2 separate regions of the Homo sapiens genome follow, and region 2 is linked to region 1. Evidence: read pairs that join two places in POLR2A ChIA-PET (ENCODE). Cell type or tissue: PC-9. All regions are shown on one strand. Links, peaks and the distances in the headings refer to the core of each region. The heading gives the core; the rest is flanking DNA. Region 1 overlaps FUT8 (fucosyltransferase 8). Region 2 overlaps FUT8 (fucosyltransferase 8).

Region 1 (5,383 bases), core at 232-5,231:
TCTTGAAGCTAGGAGTTTGAGACCAGCCTGGCCAACATGGTGAAACCCCGTCTCTACCAAAAATACAAAAATCAGCCATGCATGGTGGCACATGCCTGTGATCCCAGCTACTTGGGAGGCTGAGGCCCAAGGATCACTTGAACCTGGGAGGCAGAGGTTGTGGTGAGCAGAGATCATGCCACTGTACTCCAGCCTGGGCAACAGAGCAAGACTCTGTCTCAAAAAAAAGATTTGAGTAATCAAATAACTTGAGAATTTAATTTTCCAGTGTTTTTAAAAATTAATTCATATATATATATATATATATATATATATATATATATATATATATGTATGTATATATTTATTTATTTATTTTTTAGATGTGGAGGTCTTTCTATGTTACCCAGGCCAGTCTTGAACTCCTGGTCTCCAGTGATCCTCCCTCGTCAGCCTCCTGTGTAGCTGGGATTATAGGCCTGGGCTACCATGTCCAGCTGAATTGAAATAATTCTTTAAGGAATTATTTTGTAAATAATAATATAATTTGTTTATATAACTCGCATATGTTTTGTGACCATATGTACAAATGAAAAGTGAATATAAGAAATGGGCCCCTGAGAAACTGATATAAATCAGTTTTCCATTTTGTTGTTGTTGTTGTTGAATTATGATTCCTTACAGTGCCATTTAGTATGTTAAATAATGGTAGTTCATTGAAAACAAAAATGGTAAGTAAAGGTACCCAAGTCAGTTTATTTTCCTGTCTTAAACAGAAATGACAATGAATCTGGGACATAACTTCATAGGGTAGTAATTTAACTCCAGGAAGCCAGATTAGAATGCAGTAATACAAATAATGAGCAAAACACAATCAAACATTAGAGAAATAACCCTTAAACTGACGGACGTACAAATAGAAAGGACTTTTATTATGTAGAATATACCCTTTTACTGACCATTTTCAAGATCCTTAAGTATAAGAATTAAAATCAAAACAAACTTTTAGGTTTGCCTCTGGTAATTTTTATATGATACAAAAGTCCATTTTATTTTTACATTGGCTCAAATGATAGTGTATAGGTTTCTAGGTCTGTAGCTGGGACCATGGTCAGTGAGGCTGCCACCTGGGTATGGGCCTGCCTTCTTAAAAGAGCCCTCCTGAGTCTTGGGCTCTATTAGGGTTTTGCAGCCTTCTACCTGGGTTAGAAGATTATTAGCAGATTATTGAACTTGAGTAGTTCATTGTGGGAGCCCCTGATTTGACAGAGTGTGGGTACCCTGGCCACTTTGTACTTGCGATGGCATGTGAAGTGGGGTGTAGTATTATGGAACTGAGAGGTCTGGGCTAATTCTGGGTAGTTTGTGTCACTACCTAGTTGGTGTCCACAGAGATTTGGAGAATTATCTGATGTGGAAAATGCACATATTTGGTGTCAGAAGTGTTCTGTGGTGAAAAACAGATCATAATAGTAGTAGTAATACTAAGGGCAGCTAAAGTTGCTGGTTTTTGAGAACTACAACTACAGACTCCCTGTTTCTCTTTGTGAGTTCACCACGATGCCTGTGTTGTTTCCTGGTAGAAATCGCATTTCTCTGTAGGTTAGTGACCCCATCAGTGAGCTGTGGGGGTAAGACTCCTCCTTTGTTGCCCACTTGAAGCTGTTTCCTAGTAGTCAGGGCACCATGTTTCCTCTCCTGGAATCTGGCTCCTGTTGTTCATCACTTGCATTACCAGGCATTAAAATGCAGCCTGGGGGCCAAATATCATAAGTTTGATCTAAGATTCAACTCACCTGAGATTTTTAGCAAAATACTATTTATTTACCTGATTGGCCTTGATAGCTAATAACTAGTAGAGCCTAATCTCTGCCTGCAACCACAGTTGGGTAATCAACTGGTAGTAATTAGTAATATTCTTGGGCTTTTAGAAGCTTTTACAGGCTGTTTTAAGAATTTAGAGGTGTTGATGGTATAATAAATTTAGAGTAGCATATTAATTATTATCTGCTATATTGATATCAAGTTTTAGCATCACTAGATTTCTAAATGATGATTTCATTCTAGTGATTGCATATGACCATTCTTCCCAGTAATACAGTTAAATATACTTGTAGCTTTTGATATCATTGATCATGAATTGACCCTAGCCTACCTCTTTGCAGTAGAGAGAATTAAGCGGTTTAGAGTTAGTATTTTTGCCATTGTGGTTTTACCATTTATCTTGTATTGTAGGTTCAGTGCTTCGATTTATGGCAGTTTAGATGTGTACCTCAACCTCTAAGCATATCATGGAGTCTGTCTTATCAACCTTTCAGGCTGATGCAGAGACATGTTTAACTTAATCACTGTTGCTCTGATTCTTTTTATCATCTTCATATTGCCAAATACCAGTTTATGAAAAGGGTACCAAAGCTGCTTCTTTCTGCTTTTAAAATTACCATATTTTTTTTAAATTTATTCATTTATTTTATTATTTTTTTTACCAAGTTCTGTTTATGGTAATTTATAACAATTATAAAACTAAAGTACAGGAGATGAGCCATTTTTCAACTGTGTTGACTGAAACTATTGAAAAACAATCTGTTAAAGTAGCAATCTCATCTCCCTTACCTAGTTTGCATTTCTCATTATCAGTAATATATAGGGCAGCTGTGCTTAGACTAAATTGTGTTCTCCAAATAGTGAATGATACTTATGTTAATTATGCTGATTTGCTAATGTACAAAAAGACATTGTGGGGGATTATGTAACAAAAGAAATGACTGTGACTCAAGGGGTACACTGGGAAAGATTGATAGAATAGCTTACAGATTTTTTTTAAGTTTATGATCATAGTTGTTGTTGCCCAATAGCTTGTATTTTCATTCTGTTTGGAAGGTCCAAGAATTGATATTCCCACTCTTGAAAAGTTAAGTTTGGTGAACCTTCAAACCTTCTATTCTTTGTGTTTTATTTCATATACACAAAAACAGAGAGAGAGACAGAGAGAGGAAGGGAGGAAGGAAGATCTTACTAAGTTCTCTGAGATGTGATTTGATTGAGACTTATATTAAGCTGGGATGTGGATATTCTTTCTTGAATTTCGGATTTGTTTCAACAAAATGTTTTTGTATGATTGTCTTCTAAGGAATCCAAGCTTATTTTCAAGTGGTGCTAGAACATTCATCTTAATATTCATGTGCAAAGGGATACATTTCTTTATGAAGTCATCCTTATTCTGCTCATCACTTAGTCTCTATCAGCCAGATAATGATTCTTCATCGCCTGTAATGGAACAGTGTCTCCTAAAATAAAGTTTGCATTAGAAGAAGAATCTCCAGGTGGAAAAGGGTGTTTTTCATCTAGTAGTTCTAATTCTGTTTTGCTTCCTACGACCACACATCTTTTGGGTGTGATTTCCAAACTTAAGAATGATTTTAGATTAAAAATAATCACTTACTAAGGATTTCTTACATGCCAGTCACTATGATAAAGGTTCTGCATTCATTATGTTACTTTATCAGCACAGTAGTCCTACAAGGTATGCATTATTTGTTCCTGTTTTTTTTTTTGTTTTGTTTTCTGAGACAGAGTCTCGCTCTGTTGCCAGGCTGGAGTGCAGTGGTGTGATCTCGGCTCACTGCAAGCTCTGCCTCCCGGATTCAAGCGATTCTCCTGCCTCAGCCTCCTGAGTATCTGGAACTACAGGCACACGCCACCATGCCCAGCTGATTTTTGTATTTTTAGTAGAGACAGGGTTTCACCATGTTGGCCAGAATAGTTTCGATCTCTTGACCTTGTGATCTGCCCGCCTTGGCCCGTTTGTGCTAGGATGCTAGGATGACAGGCGTGAGCCACCACGCCTGGCCTATTTGTTCCTCTTTTTTTTTATTTAAGATGGAGTTTCGCTCTTGTTGCCCAGGCTGGAGTGCAATGGCACGATCTCAGCTCGCTGCAACCTCTGCCTCCCGAGTTCAAGCGATTATCCTGTCTCAGCCTCCTGAGTAGCTGGGATTACAGTCGCCTGCCACTACACCCAGCTAATTTTGTATTTTTAGTAGAGACAGGGTTTCTCCATGTTGGCCAGGCTGGTCTTGAACTCCTGATCTCAGGTGATCCGCCCACCTTGGCCTCCCAAAGTTGTTCCTTTTTGTTTTTGAGATGGAGTCTCGCTGTGTCATCCAGGCAGAAGTGCAGTGGCACGATCTTGGCTCACTGCAACCTCCGCCTCCCAGGTTCAAGCAATTCTCGTGCCCCAGCCTCCGGGTAGCTGGGACTACAGGCACACGCCACCATGCCTGGCTAATTTTCATATTTTTAGTAGAGACGGGATTTCACCATGTTGGCCAGGCTGGTCTCAAACTTCTGACTTCAGGTGATCCATCTACTCCAGCCTCTCAAAGTGCTGGGATTACAGGCGTCAGCCACTGCGCCTAGCTTAGTTCCATTTTTATAACTGAAGTTATATTCAGTTCTAGAGAAATTAGGTGGCTTAACACAGGCTAAGTTAACAGAACGGTTTTACTCCAAAATCCGTTCTCTTAATTGCTAAATACTTAGCTTTTCTGAGCTTTTTCTCTTCTACGTACGGGGATATAATTCCTATAGCACAGCATTGTGATGATTACATGAAGGAAAATATATAAAATACTTTACCTAGTGCGTGACACATTATAGATTCTAGTAGGCTCTGGTCAGACCTATTAATACATTAGGAAAACTTAACTCTTAGACCCTGCAGAGCTGGCACAGATAAAGGCAGATTATTGAAAGACTCAATAGGAAAAATGTTAAGGCCTGGAAACTAAATGTAAGCCTAGTGAACATCACTCACCAAAGTAACATAATTGTTGTCTTATATATGATAGTATAAGCTATTTTTGTTGTCATCCTTCTGGAGTTTTCCCCACCTGTGTCAGTTGTCAAGATGGTGGCATCCTAAAGTTCCTCCTTGAGATAAGGGAGGCAATAAGGAGCTTTGTTTTCTTGCCTGTCTCCTGGTCACATTTTTATCCTTAGCATTGCTTATTTTTGCTGCAGGAGCAAACCGAAGTAAAAGCAGCTTTGGACAAAACTCAAGTAATTTTTCTTGCCCATGATGCAGATTTGCCCATGGATTTGACTTTGAGAGTAAATCTTAGTCACATTTACCCCCGTAAGTGTTAATTCCTTCACCTTCTTGCCTGGATTCCATCTCTGTGCTGGCCCTTAGGGGGAGCTTCTCTGTTTTTTTTTTTTTTTTTGAGGCAGTGTCTCTCTCTGTCACCCAGGCTGGAGCACAGTGGTGCAAAAACGACCTGGGCTAAAGTGATCCTCCTGCCTCAGCCTCCCGAGTAGCTGGGACTATAGGCGTGTGTCCCTGCAGCCAGCTAGATTTTTTATTTTTTGTAGAGAGGGGGACTTGCCATGGTGCCCAACTCGG
Region 2 (5,383 bases), core at 61-5,060, 120 kb before region 1:
ATGGTTGTGGAAGTAGTAATAGTTGTAGGGATGAATTAAGGAGGCATTGGGTAAGAACGTGTCTCCCAACATAGGATTTCAGTTACTTCCCAAATATAAATAACAGTGGTTATTACCAAAAATTTTTCTTCAAGCGACAGTGATCTCACTGTATGTTGCCCAGGCTGGCCTGAAACTCCTAGGCTCAAGTGATTCTCCTGCCTCAACCTCCCAAGTTGCTGGGACTACAGACACACACACACACCACCATACCTGGCTGAATTTTTTTTTAACCAGAGAAGAGCACACTAATTTTTTCTTTACCCTTATAGCATTTTCATTACCAGTTATTATACTTTCATTCTGAATGATTTCAGAATGTTTGGGGATGGTGTTGATAAACTAGAATTATTTTGTGGTTAAGTAGAGGCCCTCAAACAGAGTACAGCTCAAGTCTCAGGTTTACCACTTTTTTTTTTAAGTAGTACATGGGGCAAATTATTTAATATCTTATTTTGCCATAACTAATTATTAATAAATATCTACTTTATAGGTGTGTTGATGATTAAATCAATTTGTAAAGAATAATGGGCTGGGTGCAGTGGCTTGTGCCTGTAATCCCAACACTTTGGGAGGCCGAGGTGGGAGGATTACTTGAGCCTAGGAGTTCGAGATAATTCTGAGCAACAAGCGAGGCCTCATATGTATAAAAAATGAAAAACTTAGGCTGGTGCGGTGGTGTGTGCCTGTAGTCTCAGCTACATGGGAGGCTGAGGCAGGAGGATTGCTTGAGTCCATCGAGGTCTATCCAGGCTGCAGTGATCTGTGATTGTACCATTGCACTCCAGCCTGAGCAACACAGCAAGACCCTGTCTCAAAAAAAAAAAAAAAATGCCAGCAAATAGTATGTGTTGAATATTTAGTTATAAGTATTATTCACTCTCTAAAATAGTCTTCTTAGTAAACTCTAATTGACCTTAGGGTAAAAAAATTTTTATATTTAAAAGCTCAGAAAAATTCAGCTTAGTTATTTTTAGGCTGGTGTTTGGTCTCACATACACACTTAACGCCCCTTTCAAACTGTTATGGAACAATGTTTTTCAAACTTTAATGTGCATATGGGATTGTGTAGGGATCATAATAACATGTAGATTCTTATTCAGTAGTTTTGGAATAGGATGAGATGTTACCTTTCCAACAAGCTCCTGTTGGTAATCTGGATGTAGCTCATTCTTATAACACACTTTGAGTAGCACAGTTATGCAGTGTTCCATTAAGTGGTTCTCATTCCTGCTTTCAGTATATTATAAACACTTAGATATTTTTTGTTCTTTATGCCTTGGCTCTGTGTCATACCAGTTAAATTAGAGCTTTGCCTTTGGGGTTCTGGGCATCATCGTCGTCATCATTGTCGTCATCATCATCATCATTTTTTCTTTCGGTAAAAATATCCTGGATCATTCTCTTGTGAAACTAGCATTAAGAGCCACCACTTTAGTTATCTGAAGGAGAGTCATAAGCTAAGAAGCTACATTTTAGGTCTTCTCTTACTTTGTTGTCTTCCATTTTAAGCTCATTTCCTCTGTAGAGATGATGGTGGACAGCTGGTTAGAACTCTTAAACTGGAAGGCAGTTAATATGTTGGCCTGAAGTTTTCTTTTCGCTAGACTAAAAGGTTTGACTGTTGAACCTTTCTTTATGGATCCTATTTCCTATCCCTTTTCATCATTTGTATAGTCTTCTTTGGACTTTCCCTAATTTCTCAATAGTCTCCTTAAAGTGTAATAACCCAAACTAGATACAAAACTGCTGTAACAAAACTGAACAATGGCAGAGGCAGAAGAATATAGATCTAAAAATCTGTGGTTTTCATTAGCGTTGAAAACTTGTATTTGCTTCAGACTTTTTATTGGCCTTTTCTTTATGTTTTTCAGGGTTAAAATGTGTTTTATGCCATGATATTTGTTTCAATATATTCCTTTCTTAGGTTATGCTTCTTCTTTCTTCCTCAACTGTGCTTCTTGTATCCATTTCCCATCTTGCACCTATTTTGGAGGAGAGGCAGTAAATATTTTCTTATGGACTTACCATGTTTGGGAAGACCGTTTTCCAAAGCGATCAAGATCATGTTAAATTTTATTCCATCTAGCCATGATGGCTCAGTTAGGATCAGGTCAGGAAAACAGTCCACACTAAATACTCGAGGCAGGAGGATTTCTTGAGACCAGGAGTTTGAGACCAGCCTGGGTAACATAGTAAGACCTGTCTCTACAGAATTACAAACAAAAACAAAAAATTTCAGCCCAGAAAATTTAATACAGGGAAGGGATTATACAGGTATTGGAGGGCTGAAAAAGCAAACAGGGAACACTGGGGTAACACAGAGACAATATTTGCAGGAATTAGCCACTATTCATATGGTTGAGGGGGAAATAAGAACTTGGAGTTGGGACCTCATAGAATTGGGGTTCAAAACCTCTGGAGGGGGTACTTCCTGACAGCTGTTGGTATGTCTGAGGGGAATTTCTGAGAGTGCCAGAAAAAGCTGGTGGTTATCACTGCTACTGCTGGGGTGGAGGATCTATGCTGGGCAATGCTGACTGGAAAAAGCATGTACTGCATTCTCCCTCTAGTGTCCTTATTGGCAGTGTGAGGAAGCTAGCTGCAGAAGAGAAAAGTAGTTTTCAGAGTTTTATTTTCAGTATTACAAAGATGAGTATTAAAGGGTAGATTTGGATCTGAGAGAAAATAGCTGAATAACCAGTATATATAGCCTTCTCTTCTGGTCAAAGGAGGCCATAGGCCTTTGGTCTCTTGGTCTCTTTTCCTAGCTACTTGGACCCCAGACCCAGATATTCTTAATGCTGAGGGTTTGGAAGGAAAGTTGTTATTATTATTTAAAAAATTAATTTGTTTAGTTAATGTGATGGGGGAGGGGGCATGAGACGGGTCTACTTTGTCTTTTCTTTTCTTTCTTTTTTTTTTTTGAGACAGTGTCTTGCTCTGATGCCCAGGCTGGAATATAGTGGTGTAATCTTGGCTCTCTGTAGTCCCGAGCTCCCAAACTCAAGCAGTCCTCTCACCTCAGCCACCCAAGTAGCTGGGACTACAGGCACCTGCCACCACACCCAGCTAATTTTTGTATTTTTTGTAGAGACGAGGTTTTGCTATGTTGGCCAGGCTGGTCTCGAACTCCTGGCCTCGAGTGATTCACCCATGTTGGCCTCCAAGTGGTCTGGGATTACAGGTGTGAGCCACCATGCCTGGCTGGGTCCACTTATTTATTGTTATTTTTTTTTTTGAGACAGAATCTCACTCTGTCACTCAGGCTGGGGTGCAGTGGTGGGATCTCAGCTCACTGCAATCTCCACCCCCCAGGTTCAAGTGATTCTCCTGCCTCAGCCTCCCGAGTAGCTGGGATTATAGGCACCCACCACCATGCCTGGCTAATTTTTGTCTTTTTAGTAGAGACAGGGTTTCACCATGTTGCCCAGGCTGGTCTCGAACTCCAGACCTCAAGTGATCTGTCCGCCTTAGGCTCCCATAGTGCTGGGATTACAGGTGTGAGCCACCGTGCCCGGCCCGGGTCCACTTATTCTGAGATAATTCTGTTACAGCTTTTTTTGGTAACTTACATTTAATCATTAGATACTCCTTCTTTGCCTCTTGAGGTATTTCTGTTTTTTAAAAGCCCTTATTTAAAATGTAAAATAAATAATGGTAAAAGTAATGATGTTACCCATAAACAAAGTTTTAAAATTGGTTGCTTATTAGCCAAACAGTGGTCTGCAGTGGTAACCAACCTCTGAAAAGATTATGCCTTTTTTACTCATTCAAAAATTCCCCCTCCTGCAGAGCTTCTTCAATTTTAATGTGTATATGAATCAGTTGAGGATCTTGGTAAAATACTGATTCTGATTCAATATGTCCCTGGGTAAGGCCTGAGATTGTGCATTTCTAACAAGCTCCCAGGGGAGGCTGGAGCTACTGGTCCCTAGACCAGACTTTTTTAACTCCCTTCCCTCCCTTGAGAACTACTGGTTTGGCTTAGATCCAGTGTTGGACTTGGATGGTTGAGTGGTGAGTGATCATAAAGTAAGAGTTTCTATTGTAAGCCTGCCCGTCTAGAAATATTTTGAGCAATTTTAGTAGAGCTATTTATAGCTGTTTCTTTCCAGGTAGGATCAGAGAAATATATGCTTCTGAATAGGTTAAATTTTCTTCCATAATATAATGCTGCCCTGAATGCAGAAATGTGCCTATCACTTGTAATTTTCCTGGAAGGCGTGAGACTGCTTGGTAATTGTGTACATATTTAAGGGAAACTGAGTAATGGAGGACAGAATAGAACAATTAACAAATTCATGCATCAGATAACTTGCTTTCATTAAAGCCATTGTTACTCTTATTTATTGATTGTTCCTGATGATAGGACATCTGCAGATTTCAAAAAGTGTGTTTAGTGTGAATTTCATACTGATGGCATTTCTCTGCTTTTGACAGTTTCATATACTTAAACTTGTCATTAAAACACAGCATCTTGCCTTGAGCCAAATGAAACTTTGAATAGAGCCCAAATTTATGAAATTGTTAATTTCTCTTTACATCTAGATTTTACTTTCAGTAATTTCTATCTGCTAACACAAATAGAAAGGTAATCTTTCATTTGGTTGCCATCCTTCAAGAGCCTCTCTCTGCCCTTCCCTCCCTGCCTTCCTGGATCTTTCCTTTTGTCTTTACAGACCTAGATTTTGAAAGGTTCTAGGTTCCTTTTGTCTGTTGATACTATGTGAATGTTATCCTTAAGTTTTTAATTCAGGCTACAACTAGACAGATAATGTGTCTCACAATTAGCTGGGGTGAGAGAGTTAAAATGGAAGTTAAGGATTCAGGGGATTCCTACAGATGGGTGAAGAAAAAAGCTCAATGTTAGGATCCTTAACAAAGCATTTTGATTGGCATATGGAGACCTTTGCGTGAACACAAATGTTCATATTTGAATATTTATAGAAGATAATCTGTCAAAATTACTGTTATTTTAATTTGCCAAGCTTGGCTGATTGCCGCAGTTGGATGTTAGTTGAATTCAAGTTGAAGAGTTGTAAATATGTTCTGGTGTGGGACATGCTTTTTGTCCTTGAAGCTGTTTGAATTTCTTACTTCTCCCACCTACACCCCCTTCTTTAAAACTGCGAGGCTTTTTTGTATTAGTTGAACTTTCATGTTCTTTTTTAGGAAAAAATATTAAAGTAGGATGTTAACTGTATGGATTAAAAATTTTTTTTAACTAAATTTGTTGACATTTGGTGATCAGGAATTGTTTAAATAATTTTAACTATTTGTCCAATCTTTGCTTCAAAGGACCTGTTCCTGGAGACTCAAATGTAGGGATATATATCTTATT

What was found. Peaks named below come from ENCODE experiments on the same cell type or tissue, not always from the same donor. Only the 100,000 strongest peaks of a DNase experiment are listed, where the experiment ranks them.
Region 2: POLR2A ChIA-PET joins it to region 1 with 8 read pairs; 2 of 35 experiments call an interaction of 5 or more read pairs at or near these places.

What each region holds. Positions count from the first base shown.
Region 1 is chr14:65,617,724-65,623,106 of GRCh38, forward strand. All of the region lies in intron 5 of FUT8 (fucosyltransferase 8), which reads left to right. Among named protein-coding and RNA genes, the nearest start is that of MIR625, 150 kb to the left of the region's middle. In PC-9, for the core only: no CTCF peak of the experiment used is centred there; no DNase peak of the experiment used is centred there.
Region 2 is chr14:65,498,963-65,504,345 of GRCh38, forward strand. The region is part of intron 2 of FUT8 (fucosyltransferase 8); the gene reads left to right. Among named protein-coding and RNA genes, the nearest start is that of MIR625, 31 kb to the left of the region's middle. RefSeq lists enhancers at 2,529-2,588, 2,619-2,788. In PC-9, for the core only: no CTCF peak of the experiment used is centred there; a DNase peak (open chromatin) is centred at 4,051; H3K27ac peaks cover 2,665 bases.